Linked DNA regions of Homo sapiens: regions 2 and 3 are each linked to region 1. The links are chromatin loops, found by intact Hi-C in ENCODE. Cell type or tissue: gastrocnemius medialis. All regions are shown on one strand.

The links. Peaks named below come from ENCODE experiments on the same cell type or tissue, not always from the same donor. Only the 100,000 strongest peaks of a DNase experiment are listed, where the experiment ranks them.
Region 2: it touches region 1 in a loop (4-fold over the local background); 57 of 110 quality-filtered maps call a loop at or near these places.
Region 3: it touches region 1 in a loop (15-fold over the local background); 40 of 110 quality-filtered maps call a loop at or near these places.

The regions. Positions count from the first base shown.
Region 1 is chrX:74,532,805-74,540,804 of GRCh38, reverse strand. SLC16A2 (solute carrier family 16 member 2) reads right to left here. Exons shown (of 6, transcript NM_006517.5): 6 at 6,889-8,000. Among named protein-coding and RNA genes, the nearest start is that of RLIM, 78 kb to the left of the region's middle. In gastrocnemius medialis, a CTCF peak has its summit at 4,462; DNase peaks (open chromatin) are centred at 4,224 and 4,834; H3K4me3 peaks cover 2,435 bases; H3K27ac peaks cover 2,646 bases.
Region 2 is chrX:74,379,524-74,387,523 of GRCh38, reverse strand. No RefSeq gene overlaps it. Among named protein-coding and RNA genes, the nearest start is that of SLC16A2, 38 kb to the left of the region's middle. RefSeq lists an enhancer at 5,033-5,533. In gastrocnemius medialis, CTCF peaks have their summits at 3,567, 3,766 (motif pointing left) and 4,644 (motif pointing right); a DNase peak (open chromatin) is centred at 4,660.
Region 3 is chrX:74,416,721-74,424,720 of GRCh38, reverse strand. It overlaps SLC16A2 (solute carrier family 16 member 2), which reads right to left and starts at 3,228. Exons shown (of 6, transcript NM_006517.5): 1 at 2,654-3,228. The coding sequence starts at 3,083. LOC105373252 (a long non-coding RNA gene) reads left to right here and starts at 4,073. Exons shown (of 2, transcript XR_007068267.1): 1 at 4,073-4,415. In gastrocnemius medialis, a CTCF peak has its summit at 1,517 (motif pointing right); DNase peaks (open chromatin) are centred at 3,330, 3,940 and 4,270; H3K4me3 peaks cover 3,536 bases; H3K27ac peaks cover 2,037 bases.

The DNA of each region.
Region 1 (8,000 bases):
CCCTAGGGCATAGGATCACAGAATAAGAGAAACAAGTATGTTCTTAAGCTCTTCCACCCACAACCTGTATACTGCCAGATCAGCCAGGCCACACCCACCCAGTCTCAAGCACACATCCTTCTTTAAAGGTGCAATAAAATATGTCGAGCCAAAATAACCAATTATTTAAGCATTTACTTCCAATATATAAAAAAGGAAACTGCAGAGCTGTTGATCAGCTAGGCACAGATGGCTTTATTCCCCTTAAAGTTTCTCTGTTTTACCACTGCCCCTGTCTCAAAATTTGAAGTTTTCGAGAGGGCTATATCCCAAAGAAAAGGGTGAGCTGGGCCCTAGGGAGTCTTGGGTGTGCTCCCAGCTTTAGCAAGAAGGAGAGGTAGGTTGACAGTGAGGCTGAGGATAATGCTCTCACCTCAAGTGCATGGTGAAATGTCAGTAAGCTCTGGAACAGTGGTCACTCAAGACACACAAGGATGAAACATGGGTAAAGGCTCACCTAACAGAACTCCCTGAAATGGTAAATTCTCCATGGAGCTCGCTACACCAACCAAGAGCTTAGGGTGATTAGGTGAGATTGCTTCATCCCACAAACAACAGAACATAAACTCCTTCTATTGATCCTTCATTGGGAGTGTCTAGGAAATTAGACTTACTACATGGGAAGCAGCAATGATATCACCAAGGTCATGTAGGTCATGTTTCCAGGAAAATGTAAAGAGAAGGTAGTTCCAGAAAGGAATCCCTGGCAACCACCAGTTGAGCTTCTTACTATGCAGGTTATAGAGTAGTGAGCAGACCAGGCTTTTCTTTTTTCTTTTTCTTTTTTGGGATGGAGTCTTGCTTTGTTGCCCAGGCTGGAGTGCAGTGGCGCAATCTTGGCTCACCTCCTGGGTTCAAGCGATTCTTCTGCCTTAGCCTAGTGAGTAGCTGGGATTACAGGAACAAGCCATCATGCCCGGCTAATTTGTGTATTTTTAGTAGAGACAGGGTTTCACCATGTTGGCCAGACTGGTCTCGAACTCCTGACATCAATTGATCTGCCTGCCTTGGCCTCCCAAAGTGCTGGGATTACAGGCATGAGCCACCACGCCCAGCCAAGGCTTTTCTATAATGTGCCTTTGCCACCCTTAGACTGCATAAAGGACCTTGATCAAAAGTTGATGCATTGCTGGTTTGTGGTCATGCCTGTGTTCCTGTTTCTCTGACCTCATCTCCATCTTTCTTTCTCTGGCTTTTCTTTTTGCTGGGCCTCCCAGCTTTGTCTGGAAGTTTCAGACTCAACATCATGTTTCCATTTGCTGAACAGAATAGGAACAACAACAAAACCCCAAAGTAAAGCAATGATATTGGGAATTCTTCCAATTCATTGTATCGGTGTAAAGCCTATATTGTTTTTCAAACATTTAGCAGCCTCTGATGGTTTGTAGAAGAAAATATATAAGAAACAAACATATTATAAGGATATTAACCAAAAACTGTGAAGAAATCAGTTGGATAGAAAAAGGTAAATAAGGTATGTTGGTTTGAAGCTCCTGTGCTTTGTCAACATATTAAAAGTGTTTCTGGATTTCATCGGTTACAACTATTTACTGAACTACCGAAAGGAACTAGCTTTGCATGGAACTTGACTTTCCCTGAAACAGCTCCTCCTGTTTTCTAGGCCCAGCCATTTGTGGATGACAGGTGAGTCTTCATCTTGGAGGGACCAGGCTTGGATGCTTGAAGCTATTCAGCCTGAAGGAAAGGCTTAGGCTAGAACTTATTGGGATCTGGAGAGTTAGAGACTACCAAAAATGTGGTACTGAGGGGTAGGGGCTGCTAGAAAACACCAAACTCCCCTGTGGATATGAGGAGTCTCTCAACTGGGATCAGGCAAGTTGAGGTGGAGGGTAAAGGCCACAGTTGGGAGGCACATACAGAACAAGTCCACCTCACTGAGGTGTGTGGGCAGGGGTTTATTTATTTATTTATTTTTTGAGATGGAGTTTCGCTCTTGTTGCCCAGGCTAGAGTGCAATGGTGTGATCTCGGCTCACCACAACCTCCACCTCCCAGGTTCAAGCGATTCTCCTGCCTCAGCTTCCTGAGTAGCTTGAATTACAGGCATGTGCCACCACGCCCGGCTAATTTATTTTTTGTATTTTTAGTAGAGATGGGGTTTCTCCTTGTTGGTCAGGCTGGTCTCGAACTCTCGACCTCAGGTGATCTGCCTGCCTCGGCCTCCCAAAGTGCTGGGATTTCAGGCGTGAGCCACCACGCCCAGCTGTGGGCAGGGGTTTAGACATGTTCTTCCCTTTTCTTTTCCCAGGAGCTCCCAGCTCCTAGCTTGGGAGCTCCTTTACCCTTTTGCATAATATTTGCTGCTCTTTGCCATTTCCTCTCTGTAGCCTGATGCAGGGCTGGAAGTCTGGAAGAGAGGAAGCCCTGGACTAGCTGTGTTGACCTCTTAGACATGCAAATCCTTTCTCACGAAAGCAGAGCCTCCCATGAGCTGCTCCTCACCCTCCCGTCCCCAAATAACCAGCCCAAAGAATTCTTCCTTTTGTGGCCTGTGGGCATCAAGCAAAGCCCTGGAAATTAGCCCTCAGTGATGATAATTTTATTGAATCATGAGAGAAGGACTGAGGGAGTGGAGCACACGCAAGCTTATTTTGGAGTTTTTCCTCCATGTTAAGGGGGAGAGGAACCTAGAAGACAATGACCCATACTCCCAGAGAAAGGCAGACTTTCTCTTCCACATGCCCTCCTTGGGGAAGTCCAGGGGGTGCACAAGGACTGTGGCTCGGCTTCTGCTGCCCTCCATGCCTCCATCTTGGGGCTGTAGTGCCACTCCCAAATAGTGCCTTCATTGGGGGATAGAGTGGACAAGGGAGGAGCAGGTGCTGACTCCAGGAGCAGCAAGCAGGCTTTCTGAAGTCAGGGAAAATGAGAGATTTGCTCACTTCCCTACTTTCTGTGAAGTGGGGTGGAAAGGGCCTTGCAGAAGCGTTCAAAACCCACATTCAGTTCCCCCCGGTCCTCAATTCCCCCAACTATAACCCGGCTTAAGAGCAGTTGCCTCCCACGGTTGGGGGGAGGGCCAATTGTGATGAGGGATATAGGAGCAACTGTGAACTGTAATTCGTCCACGCACAGGTGTTTGGAGATTTCTCAAGGCTTTGTTTTGTTTTGTTTTGTTTTGTTTTTTGCGGGGTCGAGGGGTGGTCTATGTCCAGATATGCTGCGGGGAAGGATGAAAGGAGTGTGGGAGGAGGTGGCAAATGCGGCAGGGAGCTGGAAGACCCCAGACTGACAGGAGGAAACTCTGCCTTTGCAAGGCCTTAAGGCAGAAGGATCTGCGAGGCTGCCCGCCTCCCAGGAGACTCCACCTTAAGGGACGGAGGGTGTATGTGAAAGTTGGGGGGAGAAGTGAAGGTAGTTGTCCTCTCCTTCACCCCCCACTAGGCAAGCGCAGAAGGAAGCAGGTCGGTGGAGACTAGGGTAGAGGAGTGTAGGAGAGGAGCAAACTGAGGAGGGCGGCTCTTCGAGTCAATCTGGTCCTTCTCACCACTCTTGAGGCTCCGTCCAGGCTTGGAGGAGGGTTCTCAAGCCTAGGAAATCCCGCGTGCTCCCCTGTGTGATCGGGAACTGTGAGATGGGGGAGTAGGCCTGAGCTGGGAGCTCCCACCAGCATGGTTGATTCCCCGGAGTTCTGAAAGAGTTTTTATGGAGACTGGGGGAAGGGGCGCTTGAAGGGTGGGCCAAGTCTTTGGCAGAAAGCAGCCCCACTGGGCTGACCCACTGTGTGGAGGAGGAGGCCCCGTAGGGCCCTCCCGGGTTGGAGGTTGCAGAGGAGGGCGGAGGAGGATTGCTGCCCCGGGCGGGAGCGCTTCCTGGCGGCCGAACCCGCCCTCAGTCTCCGCATCCTGGCGGGCCTCGAGTCTGGGCTCCTGTAGGTCTTTCGCTAGCAGCCGCCTGATCCCGCTCTTGGGACGCTAGGGACGAGGCCGGTCGGGAGAGAATAGGGGGCCGCCGATTGTAAAAGATCCTCGACAGGCCCAGCCCGGATCACCTCGAGGGCTCCGGACCGAGCGCTGGGGGTGGGGCGCCGTCGCCGCTACGGCCCCTGGTGTCGGTGGAGCGAGCAGGGAGGTAGAGGGCGGGGGATCGAGGAGGAGCTGAGCTCGGACACGCAGCAGCTGCTGTCTATCCGTCTGGCTTGCTGGCAGTTGGCAGGGCCCGAGGCTAGGTCTTCCCGCCCCCTTTCCCTAGGCGGGAAGGGCGGTTGTCATGGGTGGGCGGATTCCCGTCTGAATAGCAGGGGAAGATGCATTTCCGTGGCGCGGCTCCCGGGTTATTACCCCTCCCAAATGGGGAAATGGATGGAGACCCGCGGCGGGGGAGGAGCCAACCCCACTCTCCGCGTCCCCGCCCAAGGTGGCCGGAGGCCAGCGGCAGGACCAGGAGCGACCGCCAGGGCCAAATCCACCCCCAGGCAGTCCCAGAGTGTGGAGTGGGCATGGGGACCTGGCGGGAAATAGTGTCGATTAGCACCCCCAGGCCCGGATGCCAGGGCCCAGTCGTGGCGAGGTCAGTGAAGGGTGGGTGTGTGGTGGGAAAGGAGAGTAGAAGTGCAACCTTCTTTTCCCCTCCCCTGGCATTCCAGTGTATTAACATTTGGCAGGTGGGCTCGGCGCGGTCTCTGCGGTGACGAGAGTTGGGGAAAGATGCTCCCAAGTGTAGTCCCCGGTCTCCGCGGGGGGGCCACAGGCTCTGGCAGGAGTGAGGGAACGAGGAGGCCCACGACAGGTGCTGTCTGTCCGCTGCTCTGACAGGCCCGGGCGGGAATGCGGCCCGGCCCAGTACTGCTCTCCCCACCCACTCAGCTGGACGCGGACTCTGACACTTGTTAGTGTGAGCAATCGACTAATTTTATCCGGCTGGGGCTCAGCAGGAAACCAATGCCGAGGCGCGGGTAGTTCTTCCGGGCGACTCTCGCCCCCGGGAGGATAGTCGTGGGGAGAGGAAGAGGGGTTGGGGGTGGGATTCCTGCCGCCTCCATTTCACTGGGGGCGTGGTGGCTCCTGATCTGCCTCAGAGAGGACCGAATTTTGGCGCTAAGGTCGGTACTCTCTGGGTACTGGCGCCCAGAGAAGAAAAGGGTATCTTGGAAGTTAGGTAGTACAAACTCTTTGTGTTCTTCTGGTTTTTTTCTACTTATGTTCCTTTCATTCCTGAAGTTCCCGGATTCTAGCAGAGTGTCTGACACGCAGCAGGTCTCTAGAAAAGACTGCTTAAATGACTTGAAAACCAGGCATAGAACTTTGCGCTTGGTGACCGCTAGAGAGAGCTGAAAGGCAGGAATCAAAGGGGCTTTGAAGCATAGCCTCCTGAACCCCTGCAGGATTTGGGTATCTAATCCCTTTCCTTGTGCCTCTGCAGTCTCTGCTGCATTTCAGCTTATTAGAATTTCTGAACTTGCTTCAAGGGCTCTTATTCTACCCGTCACCCACACTATCTAGGCGCCAGCTATGAGACACTAGGGATTTGTAATCCTTGTCAGCTGGCCTGCACTGCTACTGTGGAGAAGTGGCAGGGAGCTGCTGGCCGCCTTTTCAGACGTGAAAAGACCCTAGAGGAGAGCATATGCTCGTAAAAATTATGGGATTCCACAGCTTTGAAATCTAATAATCCTGGGTGATCAAACACAGACTGGACCCTTGGGGCTGCTGGGGAAGGGGCTAGGGGAGCGGGGCAGACCTTAGGTGGGAGAGCCTGGGGCCCTGCAATGGGACAGAGTAATTAGCCTCAGTGGGAGGAGATGAGGAAGCCAGCCTGAGGGTGTCTACACTGAGTCTGAGGAGAAACAATAGCCAAGAGCTGGGTGGTAAACCACCTTCTTCCAACCGGAAACCAGTCACTTCTCTTTGCCCCTGCCCTGCCCAGTATGTGGCCATTTGGAGATGGATTTTTTTTGTACCTCTTGAGTTGCTGGGGGTGGAGGGACAGTAGGTGAAACCAGGTCTCCAAGCCAAGATTGCATGGTCTGGAGTGACTGGGAGACAGAATACCAAAAGTATGTGTCAGTTGCGGGTGAGAGTAATCATGAAGACATGGGGTATGCTAAAAGTTAAACTTTGCTAAACTTTCATTTTTGCTCAGAGCTGGTCCTGCTGACACACTTATGGAAATGGGTTTGGTACACAGTTGTTGAATGAAGTGGGCAAGTCATTTATCCCTCCTAGGGCCAGTTTCTTCATCTGTAAAACCAGGGGTGTAAACTGTACTGGAAGTCAATGACATGAGTTCAAGTCTCATCTTGCTCTGTCACTGATGAACTGTGTGAACCTACTGCAGTCTCTTCCTACCTCTAGGCCTCAGTCTCTCCACTTAAATTCAATGCACAGGATGGACAAGGGAGACTCTAAGGTTACTCTCAGCTTTGTCATTCTTATAGGTCTGTCTCCTGCATCATCCTTAATTCCAGGCTCTGTCACTGCCAGGCTGTGTCAGCCAGCCATATAAGTCCCTTTAGGTTCCCCATCAATAACATAAGGGAGAGGGAAGGAGAGCTGAATTGGATTATTATTAATGCCAGTTTTCAATATGGCACATTTGTAGCAAGGCTGTGGCCTTGGTGGGGCCTCCATTCCAACTCAGCAAGTAACCACATTCTCATTTTGTGAAGTAACCACTTTTCCACTTCAGAGCTTGTTTAAAAATCCAATCTCAAATAGTCAACCAACTCCAAACCCCTATATAGCTCTTTTTCTAATGTCTGCTCTCACAGAGAGCATAGAACCTGGCAGAAATTTGATTTGAAAGGAGACTTCAGCTCTGAAGTCAAACTTTCTGCTATTAATCAGGTTAAGACTATTTCTTCCTTGTAGGCAACATACATACCCAAACCAAATTTTTAGATCTGTTTATTTTGTTCCAAACTCCTTGAGGATTTAAATGTCCCATGTCTTGAGCTCTGAAATTTTGTTCGTTCTAGATTTAACTGTGGTGCATAAGAGGCTGCATCCTACTCTAAATATTAATACTGTGCTGCTTTTGCCAATCAACATTCTCTCCAAAAGCACACAAGCTCACATGTGCACAACCACATGTGTGGAAGAAGTAAATTGATATCCCACCATATTATGTGACATCTGAATGGGCAGATTTGGGACCTATGAATGTCTTCCCTTCATCTGGAGAGAAGTGGGCGACTGCCTGATTCTTAAGAGCCATCTGCATCTTAAGCAACAAAAGAGGTCCTACAGAACCACCCTCTGGTGACTTGGTGAGAGTGAGGTGGGGAGAAATGGAAGCAGGGGCATTGTTGCTCCAGTATTTTCAGTGGTCTCTCCTGGGAGTTACAGGGCTCCTAGGGCCCAGATTCTCCTGTTCCACTACTGTTAGAACTGACAGGATAGTAACTAGGCCCTTTCTAGGGCCCCTTCCTACCCACAGAGCTAAGAACCAGTGGGTTTTCCTTTGGGGAGTTGATAAGAGCTGGACTGGGACCAGCGGAGGGGGCTCAGGACTTTGGCCTTGAATGAAATCATTGGAGGCCAACCATGCCCCAGCTGCCTGTTTGTAACGGAAAATCATGAGTGGGAACTATTGTCTTCTTTGGAGCCCCTCAGGACAACCTCATCCTCCTGGCCCGGGGATGACCCTGCCTTAAGGTGGCAAGTTACTGTTGGCTCCAAGTGACAGCCAGGAATGCCTGGCAAAAAGATGATGAAAGGGTGGGTGACAGGAACACAATAGACAAAGGCTCAGAGAGGAGAAAAAGAGACACAAAGAGGCAGAGTGAGGAGAGAGGCTGAGCTCCTAATGAGGTGAGCTGTGCTAACTGAACACAGCCTGGCAGTGCCCTCTGCCCCTAGCCAGGGGCACTGGGAATGTTCTTCAGTAAGACTGTTGCCAGAGCCTGGGCATAAGGAGGCATCAGTCACCTACTTCAGAGGGATCAAAGTGGTTCAGAGTCTACCTTTCATGGCACCTTTAATGCCCTCTAAGCAAAGTGGC
Region 2 (8,000 bases), 150 kb after region 1:
CTCTACCCCTTTCTTGCTCTCTTCTTTTCCTGGGGCCCTCTTCTTGGGCTATATATATTAGTAACCTTAATGGTATCTGACATGTCCCTTAGGCTCTGTTTATCTTTCTTCATTCTTTTTTTCCTACTCTCCAGACTAGATAATCTCAATTGACCTAACAAGTTAATTGATTTTTCTGCCTGTTGAAATCTGATGTTGAACATCTCCAGTGAATTTTTCATTACAGTTATTGTATTTTTTTTTTTTTTGAGACAGAGTCTTGCTCTGTCGCCCAGGCTAGAGTGCAGTGGTACAATCACAGCTCACTGCAACCTCCGCCTCCCAAGTTCAAGTGATTTTCGTGTCTCCGCCTCCCAAGTAGCTGGGATCACAGGCGTGTGACACCACACCCAGCTAATTTTTGTATTTTTAGTAGAGATGGGGTTTTGCCATGTTGGCCAGGCTGGTCTCGAACTCTTGGCCTCAAGCAATCCACCTGCCTCGGCCTCCCAAAGTGCTGGAATTACAGGCATGAGGCACCTTGCTCAGCCTGTATTTTTTTTTTTTTTTGAGACAGGGTCTCACCTTATTACCCAGGCTGGAGTGCAGTGACATGATCATGGCTCACTGCAGCCTCGACCTACCAGGTTCAGGTGATTTTCCCACCTCAGCCTCTTGGGCAACTGGGACTACAAGTGTGTACCACCATGCCTGGCTAATTTTTTTGTAATTTTTATAGAGACAGGATTTTGCCATGTTGCCCAGGCTGGTCTCAAACTCCTGGGCTCAAGCAATCTGTCTGCCTCAGCCTACCAAAGTGCTGGAATTACAGGCATGAGCCACCATGCCTGGCCAATTTGTATTTTTTAGATTCACAATTTCTATTTGGTTTCTTTTTATAATTTCTCTCTCTCTTTATCAACGGTCTCTATCTGTTGAGAAATCATTCTCCTGATTTATTTCAGTTCTTTGTCTGTGGTTTCCTTGATCTCTTTGAGCATATTAAGAATGTGGGTCTAAAATCTTTGTCTATTTAAAAATAAAAAACCATAAAATCATATGGCTATAGTCATTCCCACACTTATATTTCAAACATAGTACGGCCACTTACATGTAAAATAATATATTATAATCAAATTGCATCAGTCACATACATGTATATCCCATAAACGTCAGCTACACTAGGGCACAAGCTGATGACTAAAGAAAGAAAATATCATTACAAAGTGGCATTTGCTTAGGGAGACTGAGGCCATAAAATTGGGAGTGTGCTAGAGTTTCTACCATGACATTATGCATGACCAAGAGGAAAAGCTACCTTGCATTTTGTGAGGCATTGGTGAGGCTCTCTGTCTTCAAGGTCCAGTGGAACATACCAGTTTCAGCATTGGGTGTGTAGATTTCCAGCACTATTAGTATTATAGAAGTTGAACTGTGTAATAGGTTGGATTTAGGTAAATTTTCTATTTTATTTGTTTTATAAGCTTAAAATATGTCAAAGTTTACACAGTCCTATAAAATTTTGTATATACATCCAACAGAAGGAAGAAATGTTACTCTTTTAGATTTTACCTTCAGGGTTTTTAAAAATGTAAATGAAATTATTATGGTTAAAGTGCAAAAAAAATAAAGTCTTTGTCTAGGAAGTCCAATGTGTATGCTTCTTCATGGATATTTTCTATTAATTTCTCTTTTGTTTCTTTGCATGCTTCATCATTTTTTTTTTTTGAAAACAGGACATTTTGGGTATTATAAAATGACAACTCTGGAAACCAGATTCTTATCCCTCCCCAAGGTTTGTCTCTGTTGGCTATTGTGGGCTGTCATTGTATGCTTCTTTAGTGACTTTCCCCAACTACTTTAGTATTTTTTGTTGTATGTGACCACTGAGTTCTTTGTTCTATTAGCCTACTGTTTGGTTGGTGTTTTCAGAGTTCCCTTAAATGACTAGAGCTAAGAAATGAAAAAAAAAGAAAAAAAGAAAAACAATCCTATTCAACACATGGTTCTGGGATAATTGGCAAGCCACATGTAGAAGAATGAAACTGGATCCTCATCTCTCACCTTATACAAAAATCAACTCAAGGTGGATCGAAGACTTAAATCTAAGACCTAAAACCATAAAAATTCTAGAAGATAACATCGGAAAAACTCTTCTAGACATCGGCTTAGGCAAAGAATTCATGACCAAGAACCCAATAGCAAATGCAACAAAAACAAAGTTTAAATAAATGGGATCTAATTAAACTAAAAAGCTTCTGCACAGCAAAAGAAATTATCAGTAGAGTAAACAGACAACCCATAGGGTAGGAGAAAATATTCACAAACTATGTATCTGATGAAAGATTAACATCCAGAATCTACAAGGAACTCAAACAAATCAGCAAGAAAAAAACAAATAACCCCATCAAAAAGTGGGCAAAGGGCATGAATAGACAATTCTCAACAGAAGATATGCAAATGGCCAACAAACATATGAAAAATGCTCAACATCACTATCAGAGAAATGCAAATTATAACCACAATGTGATATCACCTTACTCCTGCAAGAATGGTCATAATTTAAAAATAAAATAAATAGATGTTGGTGTGGATGTAGTGAAAAGGGAACACTTTTGCAATGCTGGTGGGAATGTAAACTAGTACAACCACTATGAAAAACAGTGCAGAGATTCCTTAAAGAGCTAAAAGCAGAACTACCATTTGATCCATCAATCCCATTGCTGGGTATCTATCCAGAGGAAAAGAAGTCATTATATGGAAAAGACACTTGCACACATATCTTTATAGCAGCACAATCTGCAGTTGCAAAAATATGGAACCAACCTAAACGCCCATCAACTAACGAGTTGATAAAGAAAATGTTGTATATATACACCATAGAATACTACTCAGCTATAAAAAGAAATGAAATAATGGCATTTGCAGCAACGTGGATGGAGTTGCAGACCATTATTTTAAGTGAAGTAACTCAGGAATGGAAAACCAAATGTTGTATGTTCTCACTAAACTATGAGGATGCAAAGGCATAAGAATGCTATAACGGACTTTGGGGACTAGGGGAATGGTGGAAGTGGGGTGAGGGATAAAAGACTACACACATTGTACACAGTGTATACTGCTTGTGTGATGGGTGCACAAAAATCTCAGAAATCACCACTAAAGAACTTCTGCATGTAACCAAAAACTACCCATTGCCCCAAAACTATTGAAATAAAAATTTTAAAAAATAAAAACAAGAAAGGAAAGAGTACTATCCCAGTCTCCACATATTGGCCCTAACTCTGCCTCAGCTTTCCCTTCCTGCATATGTGGAGCCTGAAGGCCTGCCTGAGGTGAAAGCTTAGGTTCTTCTCCAGTCTTTTCAAGCATGTGTCCTCCCCTGGGAATGATTGTGGCTTTATTGATTCCCTGGTGTACATAGGAGCTTTTAAAAATTCTTTTTCCCATACACATCTTCAGTCCCAATCTCTTCTTTCCCAGGCTTCTAGGTGTGTCTATCATTTGTCTCAAGTGTTATCCCTAACCCCAGGCTGCTGCAGCCAATACCTGTGCCTTTAAATACTTTCAGTAACAGCCTCCTTGGAAGCCACTGGAGCCCTGCAAACACTCTGAGTCAGGTGAAACATAGGAAAACCTTCCTGCCAGTTTTTGAGGGAGCCTCCAGGCTGGTGGAGGCCCATACCACAATTCTTTGAGAGTAAGGTTCATATTGCTCCCTCTGGAACTAGCAACTTGCACCAAGAGTGCCATCTACTGTCCTCACAGCCACTGCTGATCTAGGGCATGGGGGATGATAAGTGGGTGATTTAAAATGCCACAACAGTCTCTTACCACAAAGCAACATCTTTCTTCACCAAGTATTCCCCTTGTTGTAAGTTTTTGACTAGATTCCAGCGTCCTTCAAAAGCTGATTCTGACAGTTTTTCTAGCGCATTAGTTTCTTTTTAGGAGGAATGTAGATCTGGAGTTTCCTACTTTATTATTTTTGGTGCCTGATATACCTTAATCTTGAAAACACCTTGCTAGCCAAAGCAAAGAGTTATGAGTGCTACATGAAGCCTGAAATGGCTTCGGAATTTCCAAATAGACAGTTTTTAAGGGTGGCAGGGGGTACTGGTTGGAAGAAGGGACTAGGGAACGGTTTTTCAAGATGTGTTTGCAAAAGCATATTACCTAAATTTGAGAAAACACCAACTGTCAATATCATGGATATGTGAGTACTAATGTAAATTATGAGAGGAGGTGTTAAAACCTTCCCAGGCTCCCTTGGTGCTGTTGAACTAGCAAGTGGTTATTTGTTTGGAAAGCTGCTTCTGAGACTACAGGTCAGGATGGGAAAATGAACCTGATGAGCCACCAATAGCCCCTTCTTGAGAGGACTTGGGAGTTAAGCAAACTGATCTGAATTTGGGGTTATGCTCAGGATTTACTGAGCCTTTTTCTATCATTCTGCTTTTGGGTTGAAGAAGGAATACAGCCTGGTCAGGTATAATGGCCAGAACTATAAAGGGTTTTTAGGTTCATCCTCCTTTCCCCCGACCCACAAACTCACAGTCTCTGAGGATGGTTGAGAAAAACCATGCTCTGGAACTGGTTGCCCTAAATGGATACCAATCTAGACCCAAAGGAACACTCTATCCACAGCCCTTTATGCCTTTGGCCACTAGGGGGCACCTGGACTCTGGAGACTATTACCCCTACCCACACCCTTAAGACTAACTTTGAATGGCAGCTTCCTAATTTCTCCCCATAACTTTGCCTGGAGCCTGTAGTGGACTGCAGTAAAGTGGGCAGCTTTCCAAATCACTTGACTTAGAGTCATCAAGTTACCCCTCAGGCCAGAAGAACACCCAAGACGTGCTGTGGTGATTTAGAGTCTTAGAATGTCAGCACTGGAGGGACCTTCAGGATTTCCTGGGCCAAAGTTTTGGGATTTCTTTTGTTTCAGGGGATGTGTGTGTGTGTGTGTGTGTGTGTGTGTGTGTGTGTGTGTGTGTGAGAGAGAGAGAGAGAGAGAGAGAGAGAGAGACAGGGTCTCGCTGTGTCACCCAGGCTGGAGTGCAGTGGCACGATCTCGGCTCACTGCAGCCTTGACCTCCTGGGCTCATGCGATCCTCCCGTCTTGGCATCCCACAGTGCTGGGATTATAGGCATGAGCCACCATGCCTGCTGCAAATATTTTTTTAGCCACAAATTTCTTTCTTCAAATTAAAAGTGTGTGGTGGCCCTGCGCTTATAATCCTAGCTATTTGCTAGGCTGAGGCAGGAGGATCGCTTGAACCTGGGAAGCAGAGTTTGCAGTGAGCCGAGATCGCACCACTGCACTCCAGCTTGGGTGACAAAGTGAGACTCCGTCTCAAAAAAAGAAAAAAAAAAGTGCAACTCATGGCATTGGGAGGCCCTGGGCTCAACCCTGCTCTGAAGGGATGTTTCAGAATTCTAGAGCAGTGTTGCCTAACTTTCAGTTCTGCCCAGAGCTCCCATATGATTTTTATATCTGTATCTACCAGCCAGCTTGTTGTAGGGGCCAAGGGAAAACTTCCCCTTTGCCCTCTGAAGGCTCGCAGAAAAATCAACTCAAAAAAGGTAGGTAATAGGAGGAAAGACATATGATTTACTAGCGTGTACACAGGGAGCATCACAGAGTGATTGCCCAACTCCCCCACTGGGGTGCAGAAGCTTATATACCATCTTGAGGTTACAGAAAGAATGGGGCCCAGAGAATGGCCAAAAGAGGTAATGGTGGTAAATCAGTTTATAATGCCAAGACAGGTTATCGGAGGGAGAGAAGAGGAGGCCTGTCTAGCAAAAGTGTCTCATTGTGTAGATGAAACCTCACAGGTAGCAACCTTCAGAGAGAACAGATGGTAAATGTTTCTTTCGGTTCTTTAAGGTGTCAGACTCTCAGTCTTTCCTAGATTTGGACAAGGGAAGGCCTGGCTGCATCAATGCAGATTCTCTACAAGTGCAAATCTCCCCCACAAAGGACAGCTTTGCGGGGCTACTTCTGTTTGCTGGCCCCCTGACAGCCATCTCAAAATGTGTCAAAGAAATATGTTTTGGGGTAAAATATTTTTAGTTCCTTCAGTGTTCATATTTAATATGTTTCTTTAAATTGACTCACTTTTTTCTTAAATAAATTCAGCCTCATCCTATGTAACATCACAGACTTAATGTTTTAGGTATATTTTTTTCTAATTCATATTAAAAATATATCCACAGCTATTGTAATTTAAAATTTGCTTCTGGCAACACCTAACGTTGTCTCATGTCCTTGTGTCACACTTTGAGAAATGATACTCTATGGTACCAAAGAGCACAGTTGGAAAAGTACTCAACAGAGTTCACTTTATTTTGAGGTGAAGACACCAAGAGACCCACAAAGAGTGAGGGACTCACTCAAGGTCACTCAGTCAATCACAGTGGCAGTGCTGGGACTTAAATCCAAGTATACTGACTCCTAGCTCTTTAATCCTTTCACTGTATTAAATTCTAAGGGCCTTAGGAAGCTCCTTCACCACCCAGACTACAAGTGGAAGGAAGGAAAGAAGAAAGGAAGGGAGGGGAGGGAGAAAAGAACTATTTGCTTAGTGAATTGGAGCTGGTACAGAAGCTGTAGCTTAGGAGGGCCAAGGTAAGATGTGGGGTAGAATGATTTCCCATGTCTCTTTGGGCCGAAGTACTTATAAGGCCCCATCTTACAAAGCCTGGGCTCATTTGCATGAATTTATTAGAGCACCCATCATGTGCCTGGGCACACAGAAAGGAGCTCACAAGCCAGTGGGTAAAACAGCTCAGCAAATAGCTGATTAGTTTGTAGTGGAGGAGGGAAGGACAGTAGGCATAAGCCCTGCCCTACACAAGTTCAGCAGCCCTAGTCCAAAGGCTCGATTTTCTCTTCTCTCAAGTATGGGGACTGATAGGTGTTAAATACCCTTCAGAGTCTGGGGTTGGCAACCCACTGCCAGCCAGAGGTCGTGGCCATGAAGTCCTTTGCTTTATTTTTTTTACCACTGACAATTGTCACCAATGCCCCCATCCTGGTCCATTATCTCATATGCAAACTCAGAACCCACCCTCCAAAGGGGAATGGACAAATTGAATATGGCCAGAAACTTAACCCCAACAGTACTGAGCTTTGGACTGTAGTTCCTCCCGACTTCCTCTTCTTCCCAGACTTGTTTATGAAGCACTTCAAATAGAAAGTGTTGGAAATAGGTCTGTAACCACTTAGTGTTGTCTGATTCTTTTTTTTTTTTTTTTTTTGATATAGGATCTCGCTCTGTTGCCCAAGCTGGAGTGCAGTGGTGCGATCTCAGCTCATTGCAACCTCCGCCTCCTGGGTTCAAGCGATTCTCTTGCCTCTGCCTCCCGAATAGCTGGGATTACAGGTGCACCCCACCAGGCCCAGCTAATTTTTGTGTTTTTAGTAGAGACGGGGTTTCACCATGTTGGCCAGGCAGGTCTCAAACTCCTGACCCCAAGTGATCTGCCCGCCTCGGCTTCCCAAAGTGCTGGGATTACGGGTGTGAGCCACCATGCCCGGACAGTGTTGTCTGATTGTGGTAGCTCTATTTGACTTCCCCTAGTTGGGTGAGAAACAGGAGACCCATTCCCACCCCCTTCACACATGTGGTGCTTCCCCAGATATCCGGACACATGAATTTTGTTGCTGGTTGGTTGCTTCTAATAGGGCCCTGAGGGCTATTTTTACCACCACCTCTGCCCCACACCCACGAAACAAAAACCCAGCAACCCCCAAAGTTAAATCTTCTAATGCAAAGAGGGCTGGAAATATTGTTTCTTTCCCAAGTACCCGCTAAATTTGACCCCTCCCAGCCTGGGAAGTGTTCTCCCAGAGGGAGTTTTACTGATTGAGATAACAGGTTTGTTTTTGCCTCCATGACAAAACAGGTACTCATGAGGCATTGAGCAGGGGAAGAGGCAGACAAGCCACATCCAGCACAAGATTAATCTTCAACTGTCTCTACCTCTCCCTTTAACATCCTTCTACCGGT
Region 3 (8,000 bases), 120 kb after region 1:
CAAACACCAAATTCATAGACTCTTAGAGATGGAAGTCATGTCAGATATTAATAAAAATGGACGATGCACCAAATTCCTTGAGCGTGGGGGTGTACATTCTGTTTCTCCCAGAATGGCTATTGGACAAATACTGGCTGATAAAAATGACACAAACTTCTATTAGCTTCTTCTATCCCTTTGAGACACCAGTGCTGTGGCACAGACGGCTGGGAAATTTTGAGTAAACAGCAGAAAGTGTCTGCAGGCAAAGACATTCAGAATCTCAGGATCTGAATGGTTGCTTGGGAAAGTTGAAGAGCTCAGCAAAGGTAGTACTGAGGATGAGATTTTCTAGGAGCTCCATGTGATAGGGTGTTCCTGACTTTTCCAAAATAAAAACTGTGGTGTCCCTAAGAACCTCTAGTATAAAAAATAATGTCAGTGAGTTCAAGATACACCACAGCAAGGACCCAAGCCAAAGTATTCTGAGACCCTAGGGACATACCAAATTCCTTTCTGTTTCTTCCTGACCTATACTCACTATAATTTAAACCAGTGACCTCAGCCCCTCAGTGAACCTGGTCTGTGTCAGAGTATGCACTAGCCACACCTCTGCATAGCCAACTGCACCCCCACCACCACCCCCACCCTCTAGCTGCACTGTGAGGTCTTGACCGGAAAGTCCCAGCCAGCCCTCCCCCTGAGTCCCCTATGATCACCTACTTTGAAGTCTGTTCCCCAGCAGTGAGCCTCTTCCTGGTAAAATAGTGGTTTTTCCAAGTTTTATTATACACTCCTAAGATCACAGCTCTAGGCCTCCTCACACCATATAAATGCCAGGGCCTAGCTTCAGCCTAGCCTCTACTGCTTCTCATCAAGTTTCACTCAGACTTTGCCACTCACTGATCCTGAAGGCCAACAGCCTGCCTTCAACCACAGGGCAATGCTCAGCAGGTGCCCTTGGAGGTAACCTAGGCAACAGCATGAGTCCCTACACTGCCTGCTTTCCCAGGAGCCCCTGAACTGCATCAAAGCAGGGAAAAAGGTGGTCCCAGGGGTGACTGTGGCAGCCATCTTCCCCGCAGAAGTTGCTCTACACTGTCCCAGGACCCCTCCATTCCAGCATCACAGTGGGCCTGGGTAGTCAAGAGACTTCCTTTGACAACCACTGACGCACTATCTTCATCGGGGCCTGCACACCGCTGCTGTGCCAATGGATCACAAGGTCTGAGGCACCAAGATCCCCAAAGCCCCTTCTGCCAGGGAAGTCCAGCAAAGCTGCAAACTAAAACCACAAGTCCTGGAGAGGGCCCAGGGAATCCACAGGTGGACACTCCAGAATTCAAGGTTTCTATGTTCACTTAATAATTCCCAGGTCCCCTCAAATGGCAGTAGAAATATGTGGGGGTTGGAGGTTGGCGAGAGGATGGAACTCCTCAGTCCGAGGGCAACACTGCGAAAAGCCACATATTCTGAGTTGTGAACTTGGGGCTGGTGGCAAGAGTCGAGCTGTCCTGAGGAGCCACGAGAGGGAGCAAGCCTTGCCAGAGAGGGCATCCCAATCCCCCGTCTTCGTCTGAATCCCTCACCAGAACTGCTGAGGGATTTCGCCAGCGGCTTTGCTGGGAAAGCGAGATGGTTCCTCTGACTTCTCCCAGCTCACAGGCGGCCTCAATGAGAAGAGCGCACACGCCTGGGGTCTTGCGTCCACTGGCCTGGAAAGCGAGGGCTATGCCCCCCAACTCTGTCTGAGATCAAGTCAGCTCCAGGGGAAAGCTGGAATGGCGGGTCTGGCACTCAGGCTGTAGGCCGAACGAGGCACCCCACCGGTAGCAGAGAGGCGCGGGTTGCCGGGGAAGGCAGGGCTGAAGTTGGGGGCGGTGCGGAGTGAGCAGCAGGGCCCAGCCTGCCTGCGGCCTCACGCCTCTCTGGCAGGAGACTGCGGAGACCGCCTCCCCGCCCGCTCTGGGGCTCGGCTCATAGGGCACGGAGATCCATTCACTCCCGCGGGGCGGCAGAGGACTGCCGGGCCCAGCTGGGCCGTAACGGCGGCGGCCAGAGACGCACTCACACCCCGACTCGAACTCCCTCCCTCCCTTTCTCTCTTGCAGACACGCACGCCTGCCATGTGTTTGACTCTTCGCTCATAGTCATCAGGATTCCTAAAGTGTTTTTAACAGAAAACACCTCCGTTTCCCCAAAGGAACCGGGGGGCTGCTGCGGAGATCAGCGGTACAGTGCTTCTCTCAGAGCCCGCCCCGCCTCTCAATTCTCTCCTCTCCTCATGACTTCTCCCCACCTCCAAAAAAAAAAAAAGTCCTGCAAATATTTTCCCCCAGCACACAGGGGCAAAGGTACCTTAAACCTGAAAGGTGCATTTAGATTTGTCCCAGGGCAAAAAAAAGTCCATTGCTTGCCAAGGATCAATGAATGTCCCAGTTCGTACCCCCGGGACGCCTTGCACCTAGTCTCCCCAGTCCAAGCTGCCCAAAGCCCCGCAACCCGCACCCTAGGAGAGCCATGGAAAGGGGCAAGGGGCAAGGGGTAAGGGGTAAGGGGAGGAGTCGGAGAGGCGCGTTGGAGGGGCGCCTCGGACCGGGAGGTATGGGGTCGGTGGCAGCGGGAGCGGCCAACCTTGCCCAAAATGCCAAGTGGGGCGTGCGGGGCCACTCACCTGCTTGGAACTCCACTTGGCGATTTTTTTCCTTTTCCTCCTCTAGCAGCATGGAGTAGAGGATCCCGACAGAGTTATGGATGCCGAAGATGGAGCCGTTGCACCAGGTGGCAGCGAACACCACCACCCAGCCGAAGCCACCTTCGGGAGGCTGGAAGCCGCGCGCGGTGCCGCGGGTCTCTACCGTAGGCGTGGGCTCGGGTTCGTGCACCCGCTCGGACTCGAACTCCAGCTCCGGCAGGGGTGCGGGGTCCGGTAGGGGCTGGGGCTCCGGCTGGGGCTCGGGCGGGGGCACTGGCACGGGCTCGGGCTCGGGCTCAGGCTCCGGCTCAGACTCCGGCTCTGGGCTACCCACCGGCTCCTGCTGTTCCTGGTCTGCCTCCTGCCAGGGCCCCTTTGCTTCCTCGCTCGCCTGGCTTTGCAGCGCCATCGCGGCGGGGGGACTGTGGCTGCTTGGGCCAGAGGAGCCGCTTTGTGGCTGGTACTTGTTTCTGCTGCTGCAGCTGCTGCTGCTCGGAGGGCTGCTGCTGCCGCTGCCGCTGCCTCCTCCTCCAGGCTCCGCGCCCCAGCTGGCCAGCCCGTCCCGCGACAGACGGTCCCTCGAGCCCTCTCCTCCTCCTCCCACGTCCAACCCCCCTCCTCCTCTCCCCATGTCATCTCTCTCTCCTCCCCCTCCTCCACACCCCCCACCTCTTCCTCCCTCAACAGGCAGCCGCTACAGCCTCGCTCTTCTCCCCAGCCCTTCCTCCTCCTTTTACTCGCCTACCTACTCCAGCCGCCACTGCCTCCCCCAGCTCCCTTCCCAAACTACTGAACCCTGTTCTTGCCCGGATGCCCGTTAGAGGAAAAGTTAAAATGGAAAAAAGGAAGCACAAACTATCCTGTTCTCCTGCCCTCTTTTCCCCGCAGGCTCTAGAACCGACACTGATCAACCCCGAGCCTCGGGAAGACCCCTCCTATTTTTTGCTCCCATACCCTCCTTCCTCACAAGCAGCCCGCAACTGAGGTGGCACCGGGGACCCTAGGACGACAGCTGGCCCGCGAGGAACCCCACCCTGCCCTCAGGAGCTCCCATGTCCCTCCTTGGACTTGAGGAGGACGACCTGAGGGGACAGCCTGGGCCTCGGACAGCGGGTGGACACAATCTTCTCGAGCCCGAGGACTCGGCCCCCCGCGGTCCTGCGCACCCCCGGGAGTCTCCCCCTGCCCCCGCTCTTCCCGGCAAATCCCTGGCGGCCTGGGAGGGGAGGAGGCGGCCATGCAGCGAGGCCCGCCCCTCCGGGCAGTCAATCAGGGCTTTGTTTGCGCCAACCTGGAGCCCGGAGGAGCCTCAGAGGGCCGGGTCTGGGCCGGGCCAGGGCCGGGCCGGGTCTGGGCCGGGCCAGGGCCGGGCCAGGGCCGAGTGTGGGCCAGGAGCCGGGCCAGGAAGGGAGGGAGGTGGCACCAGTGGGGGCCGGGCCCAGGCCCAGTCGGGAGCCGAAGCTCAGTTCAAGCTCCTCCCGACAATCTGTCCCGGACTTAGGAGGAACGAGTTGGAGTCGGGTCCAGCCGCCAGTTTGGGATTGGGCTGCCCCGCCCCCGATATCTCGGCTGGGCTGGTCCCTCAGGCCTCGGCCGCGGCTTTTCAGGTGCTGGAGACTCAGCGGAGCTGCAAGCGGACGGATGTCTTCCCAGCACCCACCGCCCCCTTCCGCCCACCTCAGGCATGCAGACATGGGAGTCCCACTGTATGTCGCAGACTGAGGCCCCAGCCCCACTGAGGGTAAGGGAGAGTTTGTTCCCCAGGAAGCGCGCCGGGTCAGGGAGAAGGAAAGGTGGGGGATCTGTCTTTCTGGTGGCCGGGCACTCAGCAGGGGTGCGCAGGGGTGCCCAGCCTCAGCCCTCAGGGCCCGCTCGGCGATACCGGGAAGCTCTGCCTCCCCTAAGGGTCTACGCGTCTAATGCACTAAACGTGAAGTCGTGGTGTCGTTACCAAGCTACTCGGCTTCCACGAGCGGGCGGGCGAGTGGCAAGACCTTTCTACCCTGCATCTCATTAACCCTCCTGATAAGTGAAAGACTGCATAGCCAGAGGTGATGCAGCTCCGGGGCTGCGTGGCTGCGCTAGATGCCTGTAAATACAGTCATTAAGCACCTGAGGGCTGGCGGAGCTGGGTGGAAGGATATAGACGTCCTGAGGGGCTTGCGCTGCCATATGAGAGGAATCAGCCAAATTCAAAAATCACAGGGCCACGCCACTCAGCAGGGAAGGCATTGCCCGAACAGAGCACGTCCCTTATTGCCCTAAGGTTTATTATTACCTGCTTTTTTGCACGAAAACTGAGGCTCAACGAGGTCAAGGCATTTATTAGCCTAAGATCATGGGCCAAGTCAAGGACAAGCTAGAATTCAAGGCAGGTCTCCATATAACGAGAAGCTTCATGCTCCCTGTGTTTCACCAAAAGAGTCTAGGATTTGAGGCTCCCTGGGAGGAGACAGAGGAGGGAAGGCAGGATCTGACTGCACTATCACAGTGGGCTTCTGGAAGAGGTGGTGTTCAAGATGGGCCTGGAATTTTTTTTTTCTTTTTGAGACAGTCTCGCTCTGTAGCCCAGGCTGGAGTACAGTGGCGCCATCTCGGCTCACTGCAACCTCCGATCCCTGGTTCAAGCGATTCTTCTGCCTCAGCCTCCCGAGTAGCTGGGATTACAGTCGTGCGCCACCACACCCGCTAAGTTTTGTATTTTTAGTAGAGATGGGGTTTCACCATGTTGGCCAGGCTGGTTTCAAACTCCTGACCTCAAATGATCCACCCGCCTCGGCCTCCCAAAGTGTTGGGATTACAGGCATGAGCCACCGTTCCTGCAAGGCCTGGAATGTTGAGTAGGATTTTAAAAGGCCAAGGGTAGGGGAAGGTGGTCCCCTACATCAGAGCATGCTTTGAGCTCAAAGCACAGAGCTATAGAGTCTACTCACAGAAAGAGGGAAGTGAAGGCTAATCAGGCCAGAAAGTTAATATGTATGCCGTCTGCCTCTCCTAGGAAACGTTTACATTTTAATAAAAATTCATAATGCTTCAGCTACGAGGAGTGACAAGTCATGGACACTATGGGCACCGGGGCTTAAGGTCTGCTTTTTAGTCAGGGGTCTCCCCATACATATGACCACCTGTTGCCCCAGGAGAACACTAGTTTGGTTTCCACTTGCAGGGAACCTGATTGAAGAAGACCCTAAAAATAGTTATTTCCTACCCCGGAACTAGGAATAGACCCTGGAATCTTGCATCCATCTAGATTCTTACTATCTTGAATTCTACTTCCCTCATTGTTTAAACTGGTTTTTAGATCACTGGAATGGGAGTATGGGTGGGTGATGACCCTCACTGAGAATCTCCTGTGAATCTAGCACTGTGCTAGGCCCTTTATATATGAGATCTTATATAATCTTCATAACATTACTATAAGATTGGGATGATTTGTTCCCATTTTGTAAATGAGGAAATGGAGGCTCCAAGAGGCTAAGTTACTTGTTTTAAGTCTACAAAGCTAGTAAGAGGTAGAACAGGGATCTTTGCTCATTTGTGTGGGTTTCAAAGTATGTGCCCCACCCAGAAGACAGAATTATGTAACTGCCATTTCACCATTCTAGTAACATATGCAGTACTACCATTTCTCCCCTCTTTAGAAGATACTTTATAACGGCTAAATCACTGGCATCAGGAGACCAGGGTTTTAACCTTGGTTCTACCGCTGCATGCCTGTATGATCCTAAGCAATTTCTTTTCCCTTTCTGAGCCTCAGTTTATCTGCAAACTACTTTGCAGAGTTACTAAATGCCATGCTAAGAGGTAAACGCTTTATTTTTGATATATAATACAAGATCACCACTGTTTTGAGTAGGAGAGTAACATCAGAACTGCATCTTAGAAAGAATATTGTGGTGACAGTTTAGATCAGGGGTCCCCAAACCGCTGGCCACAGACTGATACCAAGACCATGGCCTGTGAGGAACCAGGTCACACAGCAGGAGGTGAGCGGCAGGTGAGTGAGCATTACCACCTGAGCTCTGCCTCCTGTCAGATCTGCCGCAGCATTAGATTCTCATAGGAGTGCGAACCCTATTGTGAATTGCGCATGCAAGGGATCTAGGTTGCGCATTCCTTATGAGAATCTAACTGCTTGATGATCTGAGGTGGAACGGTTTCATCCTGAAACCATCCCCCTCAACCCCTGTCCCGTGGAAAAATTGTCTCCCACAAAACCAGTCCCTGATGCCAAAAAGTTGGCGACTGCCGGTTTAGATGATGGCATGGAAAGATAAGATGTAAGGAAACGAACCAATAGACTAAGTCAAAAAAAAATGTTGATGATCTGGAACGGGCACAGTGGCTCATGCCTGTAATCCCAGCACTTTGGGAGACTGAGGCGGGCAGATCACTTGAGGTCAGGAGTTCGAGACCAGCCTGGCCAACATGGTGAAACCCCATCTCTACCAAAATTACAAAAATTAGCTGGGCATGGTGGAGGCTGAGGCAGGAGAATGGCTTAAACCCAGGCGAGAGAGGTTGCAGTGAGCCGAGATCGAACCACTGCACTCCAGCCTGAATGACAGAGTGAGACTCTGTCTTAAAAAAAGAAGAAAAAAAGGTGATCATCTGAAATAGGGCACTGACTATGGAAATGGAGACAAAGGGATATCTCTGTCAATCATTGTTATGGTAGAGTTGATAGAACAGATTTGTGTAATGAGAGAAAGGGAAGAAACTGACATTTCTTGCTTGAGTAAAGGAAAGGATGGTATAGTGTTAATGGAGATTGGGAATTAGGAGCTGAATCAGGTTTGAAGTGCCTGTGGCTTCCTGTCTCTTTTCCCCTGGCCCCCAAACAATCCTGTCAATTATAGCTCTAAAGTACGATTTTATTCATGACACTCCTCTACTTTACAAATCTTCAATGATTGTCCATTTGACTTTCAAGTTTAAATTCCTCAGCCAGGCATGAAAGGTCCTCTGTGGTTTGGGACCAGCCTCATTTGTTCATTCATTCATTCATTCATCATTTACTGAGAACCTCTATGTGTCAGGCTCTGTACTGTATACCAAACGCAAACATAAAAGACCTGGTGCCTGTTTCTGAGGGGCTCATATTCAACCACTCTAGCATTACTCCCTGTCATTTTCTTCCCACCCTTTTCTCCCTTTCATACCATGCTGCAAACACACTGGTTAGCCACCATTCCATGACTTATGAGCGTCTGCTGGTCTCTCGGCCTTCACCAACCATTCTCTTAACTATCTTCCAGTTGAGATCCCATACCGTTCTTGACTCTCCAGAGTAGGTTAAACAAAACAGATAGCAAAGTTAGTCTTG